Linked DNA regions of Mus musculus: region 2 is linked to region 1. Evidence: chromatin contacts called from ENCODE Hi-C or POLR2A ChIA-PET data. All regions are on one chromosome and are shown on one strand. Each heading gives the region's core, a stretch centred on a gene start or an enhancer-like site at or near the end of the contact. The rest is flanking DNA. Distances are from core to core; before and after follow the strand shown.

The links. A loop is a pair of places that touch in the nucleus more often than their neighbours do. ChIA-PET counts read pairs that join two places held with the same protein, here RNA polymerase II (POLR2A).
Region 2: a map of Patski shows a loop between it and region 1 (2.5-fold over the local background). The contact joins two enhancer-like sites. A Hi-C loop is called at or near these places in 3 of 37 maps with a recorded cell type or tissue (Patski, T-helper 1 cell and adrenal gland). POLR2A ChIA-PET finds 5 or more read pairs at or near these places in 1 of 5 experiments (Patski).

Annotation. Positions count from the first base shown.
Region 1 is chr11:5,294,428-5,300,082 of GRCm38, forward strand. The region is part of intron 2 of Znrf3 (zinc and ring finger 3); the gene reads right to left. Among named protein-coding and RNA genes, the nearest start is that of Kremen1, 36 kb to the left of the region's middle. Within about 2 kb of position 3,064, at least 1 of the 3 ENCODE cell types and tissues checked has a DNase peak (open chromatin) inside an H3K27ac peak, as active enhancers do.
Region 2 is chr11:5,351,696-5,357,350 of GRCm38, forward strand. All of the region lies in intron 1 of Znrf3 (zinc and ring finger 3), which reads right to left. Among named protein-coding and RNA genes, the nearest start is that of Znrf3, 90 kb to the right of the region's middle. Within about 2 kb of position 3,264, at least 1 of the 3 ENCODE cell types and tissues checked has a DNase peak (open chromatin) inside an H3K27ac peak, as active enhancers do.

The sequences.
Region 1 (5,655 bases), core at 1,814-4,313:
TGGTATGCAGCCTGGATGAAAGGATTGTCAACCCTTCTCTCCTATCTTACTCTCGTAGGTGGAAGGACTGATATTTTGCTCTGGTAGCCAATAACTAAATAACACGTACATCCACAACTTAACAGAAATGGTGGTTACTGGTATGAAAACATTCAATTACACAGTTACATCTGTGAACAATTTAAGACAGCCAAATAATTGTGCCATAGGAACTTCAAGGAAGACACAAACAAGGACATTTTGGAAGCATCTACTATAATGCACCTTCATAATCTCCGAGTGAAGCACTCTTTCTTAGGCAAGGAGGTGCTGGGGTCTCCTCCCTTCACCCTGTGAACACACTGACAGAGCTCTCAGATGGGCTTACAGATAGCAGCTTAACCCAAGTGGGCAGAAATGACGACCGTGGGGAATTCATGGTTCTGGAGGCCCAAGGACTGCTTCCCCTGACTTGGCACAAACTTTCTGCTTCAGATTGGGTTTCTCCAAACTTCTGCAGCTATTTCCAGAGCAGGCCAGAGTATATTATCTCAGACACTTGTGGGCCATTTCTTGAGCAGGACAATGTGGGTGCCATGGGCCTATGATTCATTCAATCCGGAGTTTTAAGTTGCTTGTGGTGGTGCATATCTGTCATTCTAGCACTCAGGAGGCTGGGGCAGATGCATCACTGCAAGTCTGAGTCAGTCAGAGGTATAAAGAGTTTATGAATGCATGGTGAGACACTGTCTTGAAAAATCCAAAGAAATGAAACCAAATAAAAGCAATTCTTTCTTCCCTACAACGTGGGCTCCTCTCTCAAGGTAGTGCATGCTAACTAGTCTGTTGCTTCACCCTTACATTTAACTGCTTACCAATCCATAACTTCCAAATCTACTTACTATTTTTCTCCACTGTTGCAACCCTATCACTACCTTGTGAGTTATAACTAGTTTATCCCTGGGGCTCTCCCTACCTAGCCTGTCTTACTGACAGCACAGCACAAGGACCTTTCTCAGTCAGGGATCTATATTGCTTTTAGGGCTGCTTAAAATTTGACTTCCCTTGCTAACTGCTTCCAAACTCAACAGCCTGCTCCCTTTTACCATGTCCTCCTATTGGTTCTGATTGTCCTTCCCACTGCAGGATGTAGCATGCAGCACCTCTAGAGCTCAGCTTTACCTCACTTAACTTGCCCTTCATGGCATTTTCTAACACTTGCACCCAGCTCCATATTGCAGCACCAATCTTCAAAAGCTTCCCACACAAGAGGGCAGCCTGGCCACCAGACTTCTTTACAGTACCCTGCTGCGCTCACACAGCATCAGTTTCACTCGGTAGTAAGCACCATACTTGGGCTTTCCTGCTCCCAACACTGACTACAGCCAACTCCTAACCAATGGGAATCCTGTGGATCCTCCAACTCTTCAATTAGGATCCGTCTGTTTAGCTATGTCTTTTTGGTACTCTGCAATCTGCAGCCTTTAGTCTTCACACTTCAGACTTCAAGACCTGCCTTCTTATCTGCACCATCTTCTGTTGTACTGCTAAGGAGGCTTTTGACTTCTAAGGCACACATGTTGTTTCTGGCCAGTCTTAAACTCCAGTGGCTCTGCCTGTGGCTCTTAGGCCCTGGACTTTGTACACACACATCTCTGGATTTCAAAGCTCTCAAAAAAAAAAAAAAATTCCTGTACATTTAAAGTGTGTGCTGTGTCCCTTCTCTCTCTGGAGGAAAGTGAACTTTCCATAGAATTCCAATGAGGAAAAGCTAGCCAGATGACTACCCTTGGATATGTGCCCTTGGCCTTCCTCTGGCCTAGAGGACTGATGGAATCTATCCTACCACTTGCAAGAGAGAACAAGGCACAGGACCTGTTGAGACACAGAGCACGGCTCTCTAGGAGTACTGGCTGCAGAAACCACAGCGTCACAATTTTTAAACACCAACATGAGAGACACCATTCTTTTCTGCAGTCTACAGACTTGCAGAGTGGCAGTAACAAGCTTCTGTTGTTGTATGGGGTCCTGTGCCTACTGCCAGTGAGGTCATGTAGGGGAAAGTGGTGGTGGTTGTGGTAGGGGCAGGTCATACCAATGGAGGTCAACCAGTGGACCTGACCATACCTACCACCACCACCAGCTCTCTCTTGGTGGGGTTTCCTGGTCTAAGCAGCCCACTCACTGGGTCCTTGTGTACCCCTTCTCTCTGGAGGTCACTAAATGGACTTTAAACCTTCACTCCTTACTTTCTCCTTCCTTCACTGCCTCTAGGCAGTGACCACCCAGGCACCAGGCTCTTGCGTATTCTGCACAGCCCTGTGCCCTAAAGTGTGAGTCATACTAGGCAAAGGGGCTCAAAGACACTCACCAAGGGCCCTGTTTTCCGACAGAAACTTTTCATTACATAGGAAATGAGGTCACACACTAGGGCACACAGGGAACCAGTGAGAAAAACTTGGTGCCAAGAAACAAGGTGGGGGTGGTGGTGGTGATGGTAATGTTAAAAAAAATGGGGAAACCTGACACAAGCCACCAGGAGAGATCACCTGTGCTCTAGAGTAATTTGTACTAGGCACACACAGAATTAAAAACAAACAAAAACCAGTCCTGATTTCCTCTAAAAGTACATATAGCATATCTGATTTTACCAAGTCACATTTGGAAGGCACTTTGTTGGCTTATTGCAGGCTTTAGAGACCCCAATTCAAAAGAAGACCACCACAGAAAGAGGACCAGAGGATGGGGTTGCAGATAGGGTTACTTCCTCTAGGGTGGGAGGTGAGGGCAGTGACATAGTGTTGCCCGCTCCACTGACTTGGCTCCTCATTCCAGGGCTTGGCTGCAGCCTGGCCTGACCTTCCAGGTTTCCCTGGCAAGTGATCAAAGCTCTGAAGCCACAAACACAGTTCAGAATTCAGAGGCCCTGCGGCCAACCCCCCCCCCCCAAGTCACCCCTCTCAGTCCCCTCCCCCATGACTGCCTTTCTGCCAGCTCCCATCCGGCTGCACTGAGAAAGGGCTCTCCCACCAGCTGTACTCCTACCCACCACAAGATACTTCTTGCCATAATTAAAGTCATTAAGTCTCCAAAGGCTCCCATGGGCTTCAAGTTCTAAGTTCCCGAGAGTGAGTGAGTGAGCGAGCGAGGGAGCGGATGAAGGATTTTTAAGTCCTAGTTAAGATTATGCTGATCTATTCAGGAGACATGTAGCAGCGAGAATCCAGCGGTTAAGTTAATGGTTAAGGCTGCCTAAGTTTAAACAGTGTTATTTATTCTCAAAATATGCAGCAGCCTCCACTTAATTCCTACTAATTAAAGGAACCAACAGAAGAGGCTGGAGTCTGTAGTCATGTACGGCGCCGATGTACAGGTTGTGAGTCTTTTCACAATCAGAAACTACTGGGTGTTAAACGGAAATGCATTTCCTTAGATCTTAATCTCAAACACAGACTTTTAGATCAGTTCCAAGAAACACAATGGTCCCCTTTGTTTTGACACCTGACAAGGAGCACCAAAAACTCAAAGAGAGCCTGTGCACACCCTCCTGTTCCATCCATCCTTCTGAGTAAATGAAGGATGTTATGGAAAAATGGCTGTAGAGCTGTCTATGCCTGAAAGAGAAACTTGTAGAGGACTTGGAAGCTGTTACCTTGCCTTGGGAGGTTCTCAAAGTCCCATTTCAGGCCAGATCTTATTAGGTCTGTAACTGGAAACTTCAAAAAAGGACCACTGCCTTCTGTACATGTGGCAACTAATTAATATAAACAAGTGTTAATTAGGTGGCAGAACCAGACTTAACAACCTTGCCTGCAAAGTCTGAGCACCTCAGCGGCCCTCTGGAGAATCAGGGTAGGTTCTTGCAGCAAGGGGCTTTGTTCTTAAGATTGGCCTACTGAGAGAGAAACTGGGGGACTGAAAAATAAAAATAAACTAAAAATCACTGCCTGGTGAGGTGTCTCAGTGAGTAAGGACATCTGCCATCAAGTTTGATAGTTTAGTTTGATCCCTATGTTCTGATGCTGATGGACTAGTAGGAATCTGGATCTAATTAAGCAGAACCCAGCAATACTTGCGATGAAGGAAAAGAAATTACAATACTCTTGAATCAGGTGGTAAACAGATTTAAAAGCAAATTCAAAACAGAAATATTCTGACTATACAACTTTAACACTAAGCACAAAATATCCTAGACTATACTGAGGAATATACACTATTCCTCAGTTCCTCATTAGAGTGTGCTCACAGTTCACCTGCCACTTGGAAGGGGCTTACACACATGCAGGTGGCCTCTCAGTCTTCAAACACCAAGTTCCCTTCACCTTGCTTAGAGACCTATGTTGCCATAGTCATCTGTCCCTAGGAGGATAGGAAGCTATAGGAAGGACTGGGAACTAGCACAGGGCCATCTTGGGTGTGGATTAAGGGGATGATAAGCTAGGTCTTCTGCTAACACCACACATCTTGTCATCAGCAACAGTGACTGGAAGCATGAAACTTCAGAAGGGAAAGTAAAATACTCATTAATGTTTGAGGTGAGACACTCAGTGCTTCCAAATGTGCGCAACTGCAAGGCTAGGGCAGCTGGCTCCACTACAGAGCCAGAAGCTTGTAAGTTATATATCTTGTCTATGAATTAGAGGGTTGACATTTAACCTAAACCTCTCCCAATCCCATCCCATCCCATCCCATCTCCCATCCCATCCCATCTCCCATCCCATCCCATCTCCCATCCCATCCCATCTCCAATTCCATCCCATCCCATCCCATCCCATCTCCCATCCCATCCCATCCCATCCTATCTCCCATCCCATCCCATCCCATCCCATCCCATCCCATCCCATCCCATCTCCCATCCCATCCCATCCCATCTCCCATCCCATCCCATCCCATCCCATCCCATCCCATCCCATCCCATCCCATCCCATCCCATCCCATCTCCCATCCCATCCCATCCCATCCCATCCCATCCCATCCTATCTCCCATCCCATCCCATCCCATCCCATCCCATCCCATCCCATCCTATCTCCCATCCCATCCCATCCCATCCCATCCCATCCCATCCCATCCCATCTCCCATCCCATCCCATCCCATCCCATCCCATCCCATCCTATCTCCCATCCCATCCCATCCCATCCCATCCCATCCCATCCCATCCTATCTCCCATCCCATCCCATCCCATCCCATCCCATCCCATCCCATCCCATCCCATCCCATCCCATCAAAGTTTTCATTTTGTCCCATTTGGAAACATGAATGCTGAACCTCAAAATATTTCATTTATAGTTTAAATAAACAAGTGTTATACTGGCCAAGTTTAGAAGAGCAGACTTATAATTCCAATTACTTCATTTTTATCTTTTAAACATTTATATAGGTCAGAAGAGGGCATCAGATCCCTAGAGCTGAAGGTACAAGTGGTTGTGAATTGCTATGTGGATGCTGGGAACCAAGCCTGGATTTTCTACAAGAATAGTAAGTGCTCTTGGTCCCTGAGCCATCTTTCCAGAGCCCTGTCCAGGCCCCACTTAGTTCGTTTTTTCCCCCACTTAGTTATTATTTAACTCATTTGGTCTTCTTTCTCTTTAAAACTTGTTAAAAATGTCATATAAATCAAATCTTCAACATAGAAAGGAGTCTTATTCCCTCAAGTTGCCTATTACACTGCCTCAT
Region 2 (5,655 bases), core at 2,014-4,513, 57 kb after region 1:
GCATGTAGAAAAATGCAAATAGATCCATATTTAATCACCCTGCACACAAAGCTCAAGTCCAAATAGATCAAAGACCTCAACATAAAACCGACACATTGAACCTGACAGAAGAGAAAGTGGGTAATAGCCTTGAACACACTGGTACAGGAGACAACTTTCTGAACAGAAAACACCTATAGCACAAGCATTAAGATCAACGATTAATAAATGAGACCTCATTGGGCTAGAGAGATGACTCAGCATTTAAGAACACTGTCTAATCTTCTAGAGGTCCTGAGTGCAATCGCCAGCAACCACATGATGGCTCATAACCATCTATAATGTGATCTGATGCCCTCTTCCGGCATGCAGAACTCTCATACTCTCATATATGAGAGCACTCATATACATAAAATAAATAAATCTTAAAAAAAAATGAGACCTCATAAAACTGAAAAGCTTCTGTAAGGCAAAGACACCATCCATAAGACAAAATGGCAGCCTACAGAATGGGAAAAGATTTTCACCAAGTCCACATCCAATAGAGGGCTAATATCCAAAATACATAAAAAATTCAAGAAGCCAGACATCAACAAATCAACTAATCCAATTAAAAAACTGGGTTACAAGCTGGGCAGTGGTGGTGCACACCTTTAATCCCAGCACTCTGGAGGCAGAGGTAGGAGGATCTCTGAGTTTGAGGGTAGACTGGTCTACAGAGTTCTAGGACACCCAGGGCTACATAGAGAAACCCTGTCTCAACACAAAACAAAACATTGTTAAGAAAACAAATAAGCAAGCAAGCAAACAAACAAACAAACAAACCCCAACCCAAAAACCAAGTTACAGATCTAAACAGAGAATTCTCAATAGAGTGTGGGAAGCCACATGTGCCGTTGCAGGGTGGCGCTGGCTACCGCTGGCCACCACGCATACATAGGCAGTAAAGTTTTTTTGCCAAGATGAGGTTTTGAGAATTAACCAATCACATGAGAGACAAGTTAACCAATCAGATGAGAGACAAGTTAACCAATCAGATGTGAGACATGCAAATGAAGTGGTAAGCATAACCCATGCATAACCAATCCGGGTGTGAGACACGCCTCTCCTAGGCCTGTATAAGCAGCACCAGTTCTGGGCTTGGGGTCTCTTCACCTCTGCAATCAAGCTCTCCCAATAAACATGTGCAGAAGGATCCTGTTGCAGCGTAGTTCTTGCTGGCGAGTTGGGTGCGCGCAAGAATAGAGGAATCTCAAATGGCTAAGAAACATTTAAAGAAATGTTCAACATCCTTAGCAATCAGAGAAATGCAAATCAAACTGTTGTGAGATTCTATTTTATGCCAATCAGAATAGCTAATAACATAAGTGATAGCTCATGCTGGCAAGGCTGTAAAGCAAGGGGAATAGTCCTCCATTGCTGGTGGGAGTGTAAACTTGTAAAAATACTATAGACATCAATGTGGCAGGCAGTTCCTCAAAAAACTGGGGCATCAATCTTCCTCAAGATCCAGCTATACTGCTCTTGGGCACACACCCAAAGAACATTCCATTCCACCACTTGCTTAACTATGTTCATAGCTGTGTTATTCATAATACCTAGAAACTGGAAACAAATTAGATGTCCTTCAACTGAAGAATGGATAAAGAAAATTTGGCACATTTACACAATGGAGTATTACTCAGCTATTTATAGAAATGACATCATTAAATCTGCAGGTAAATAGATGGAATGAACTAGGAAAAAAAAATCATTCTGAGTGAGGTAACCCAGACTCATATACTCTCTTTTAAGCAGATATTAGCTGTAAAGTAATCATGCTACAATTCACAAGCCTAGAAAGGCTAAATAATGGGTGCTGGGGTGTGACACATGGATCGCCCTAAGAAGGGGAAATAGAATAGATAGATGTGCTAGTGGACTGGGGACAGGTAGGGGTGGGAACAGGGGGGGGATCAGGGGAAGGGGGAAGGAGAGAGATAGGAGACACTAGAATTGGGGGCACTGGAATGAGGTGATGGGGGTGATGTGGAAACTTATTAGTACAGTAGAAACTCCCAGGAATCTATGAGGATATAGAGACTTAACCAGCCATCTTCTTTAATCAGTTAAGGCTTCTGATGGTGAGACTGGGACACTAACCCAGTTATAAAACCTTCCACCTACAATCTATCCTGCCTGCAAGATGTGCTAGGGCCATGGATGTATAAACTTGTGGTAGTGGCCAACCAATGACTTGGACTAGGACTCAGAGGTTGGATAGCCCAGAGACCTAGGATAGAAGAAAAAAGAAAAAAAAAATCAATAGAATGATTCCTAATGGTATTCTGCTATTCTCATAGATCAGTGCCTCACCCAATTGTCATCAGAGAGGCACTGCTGGCAGCTGATGGGAGCAGATGCAGAGACCCACAGCCAAACATTAGGTGGAGAGAAAGCTCAAATTAGAGAGTAGCTGAGGGAACCCCACAGAAGCCAAGGAGGAAAAACTGTAAGAGCTAGAGGTATCAAGTACCCAAGGAGAACATGGCTCACAGAATCAACCAAGCAGGGCTTTCACAAAGACTGCATCAGGAAGCACAGAGTCTGCATGGGTCTGTGCTAGGTCCTCTATATGCATCATGGTTGTTAGCTTGGTGTTTTGGTGGGACTCATAACAGTGGAAGTGAGGGTGTCTCTAACTCACAAGCTACTGGGTTGCCTTGCACAACCCTGATATGAGGGTTTGTGCCTAATCTTACTGTATCTTGTTATGCCTTGTTTGGCTGATATACCTGAGAGGCATGCTCTTTTCTGAAGGAAAAAGAAAAAAGGATGACACCTTTAATCCCAGCACTTGGGAGGCAGAGGCAGGCGGATTTCTGAGTTTGAGGTCAGCCTGGTCTACAGAGTGAGTTCCAGGACAGCCAGGGCTATACAGAGAAACCCTGTCTCAAAAAAACAAAAAAGGATGAGTGGGAGGAGGGGAAACAGAGGTATTGAAAATGAAAGAATAAGAATGCAAAATTAGGTTTAAAAAAAGAGAAGAAAAGACCAAGTAGTTTAGTGACAGTTGCAGAGGCTGAACATAGCAGCACATGCCTTTAATTTCAGCACACTGAAGACAAAGTCAGGCATAGTCAGGCATACCTTTGTAAGTCTGAGGCCAGCCTGGTCTACATAGAGAATTCCAGGAGAGACTACCCATGGGCTCCCTGCATGGGACAGTCAGTGTTCACTTGAAGGGAGACTGTTTGGGACAGCTATTTTGGGAGCCATCCAGGACATGGCTGTAGACAGTTAGGAAATGAGCATGTGGGATGACTCAGGCAGACACAGTGAAGAAAGAACCAGCAGTTTTACCACCCACATGACTAAAGCTAACTCTCGGTGATACTAAAGTCTGACATGGATTTGGGTATTACAGCTACAACAAATATACAGCTACAACCAGGATGAACAACCTGAGAAGTTCTAATTTTCTCCTCAACAGACAGACCCCATGATATCTAGAAAAGGTAATGAACATCCATCTGCATTTCCAAATAAGGGGCTGCTAAAGCAGCATGGCTAACAAGGAGCATGCGCACCAGACCAAGGCACGGTATAGGTATGGAACAACTGTTTTGAGATAAAATATGAAAATGGGCCTTCTTCAGATTTCTCAGGGCCCACTGAGACTGATTACATCACAGGTTCACTGTTTTCTTAATGGACAAAGAATCTACAGGAACCTCTAAGTCAAAAGACAATGTGTTACCAGGCATAAGTGTCTGGAGAGAACTGTTCCCTTGAGATGGTCCACCTGCCAAGCTCTGAAACCAAGAGTAGCTTTCAGAAGCTTTCAACACAAATTGTTGAAACACACTGGCACAGTCTCCCCATGTCTCAAGGAGAGAGACATGGACTAACTGCTTTTGCCCAAGGTTATAACACTTCTATATCTCACTGAAGATTTACAATAACTTCAAAAGGATCATCTTCATGCAAGTGAGTCACTGTAACATAGGAACTACTTGCTATACTAGTAGGACAAGCTAACTCACGCGGTAATAAGACCTTATCCAAAAGTTCCTGAGGATTTAAAGGGAAATTTCCCTCCTGTTGTCCTTTCCCCTTTGTGGTCCAGGATGCAAGATGGTCCAGACCTTTTCTTAAAAGTGTGGTAGCTAAAATCAAGGCTTATAAATTATGTGAAGGGATAGGGTGACAACCCCATCCACTTTTCTCTTGAATCATAAGGTTTTTTTCACCCTTTTTTTAATGTATAAAAAATACATAATTCCTTTTTTAAAAAATTAGAAAGCTCTGTATTTGTACATGCACAGGCATGTATGTAGAGGTCGGAAGTGACCTCAGGTGTCAGTCCTTGTTTTCTATCTTGTCTTTTGCTGTTTTATCACTGCACATGCCAGGCTAGCTGGCCTTAAGCTCCTGGGGCATCTCCTGATTCCACAGCCTACTTTAACTTACAAGTATTGGAATCACAGTCTTGTAGTATTCTCCCCACCTTCTGGGGGATCCAAACTCAAGTCTTCATGTTTGTTCACCGAATAATTTACCCTCTGAGCCATTTAGAATGTTAGAAAGTTGTCCTGAATGAATGCCTCTCTAGCTCTTTGAACCAATGGCCTAAACTATTTTTCCTGGAATCCAGAACATAGAAGAACAGTTTCTTTTCTTCCTGTTGTCATAGTGATTGTGATAATAAGGATAAGGAACTGACACAGCAAAGGAGCTCCGCAGCTCTGGCTGTGTGTGGAGGCTTCCAACTGGGAACAGTCTGAGAGGTAAACCAGCACTCCTCCACTTCAGGCACAGGTTTTCTGAATGCTCAGCTGGAGTCTCTGCCAATCAACTTTGCTTTTTAAAGAAAAACCAAGAATGCTTCTATAATCTATGGTTCCTCTGTACCAAAAGAGGATAATAAAAATAACACCCCAGGAAAAACTCACATTAAAAAAAATAATAAAGTTAATGGGCACAGCCTGTGCTACTTCTAAACCACAGTCAAACTGAGGGGTGTGACTCAGTGGGAAGACTGCTCTCCTAGTGATACATAGGACACCGAAAATAAGTCATCTATTTCTGGTCAAAAACTGAAAATGAAAATACAAAAGTTAATGGGTTAGAAAATAAGGATGATTGGTTTTAGTACTTCTGTTCATTCCAGTCGGCCCCGCTCCCTCCGGCCCAAAGATTTTTATTTATTATTATAAATACACTGTAGATGTCTTCAGATGCACCAGAAGAGGGCGTCAGATCTCATTACAGATGGTTATGTGCCACCATGTGGTTGCTGGGAATTGAACTTCGGAAGAGCAGTCAGTGCTCTTAACCGCTGAACGATCTCTCCAGCCTGGATAATAGCTTTAAAAGACAGAGATCCTAGTATTCATTTATAAAAATTATGCTAAGTGGATAGACACTAAGTGAGAAAATGCATTTAAGTATTGAACCTTCCCTGTAATCATGATGTTTGATCAGCTGTTTGAAAATGATTCTATAATGTACCTATCTGCTGCAATAAGAGGCAACTAAAACCCAAAACACAATACAGCTTAAAAGCAAACACAGCACTACCTGGTAGTAATGTGTTTTTAAAAGACATACTCCTGTCTTACAACAAATACTATATATGGCCTTTGATGGGCTTCCCTGCAGGGGCTGAGTGACCAAAGAAAGTACTCCTGTAAG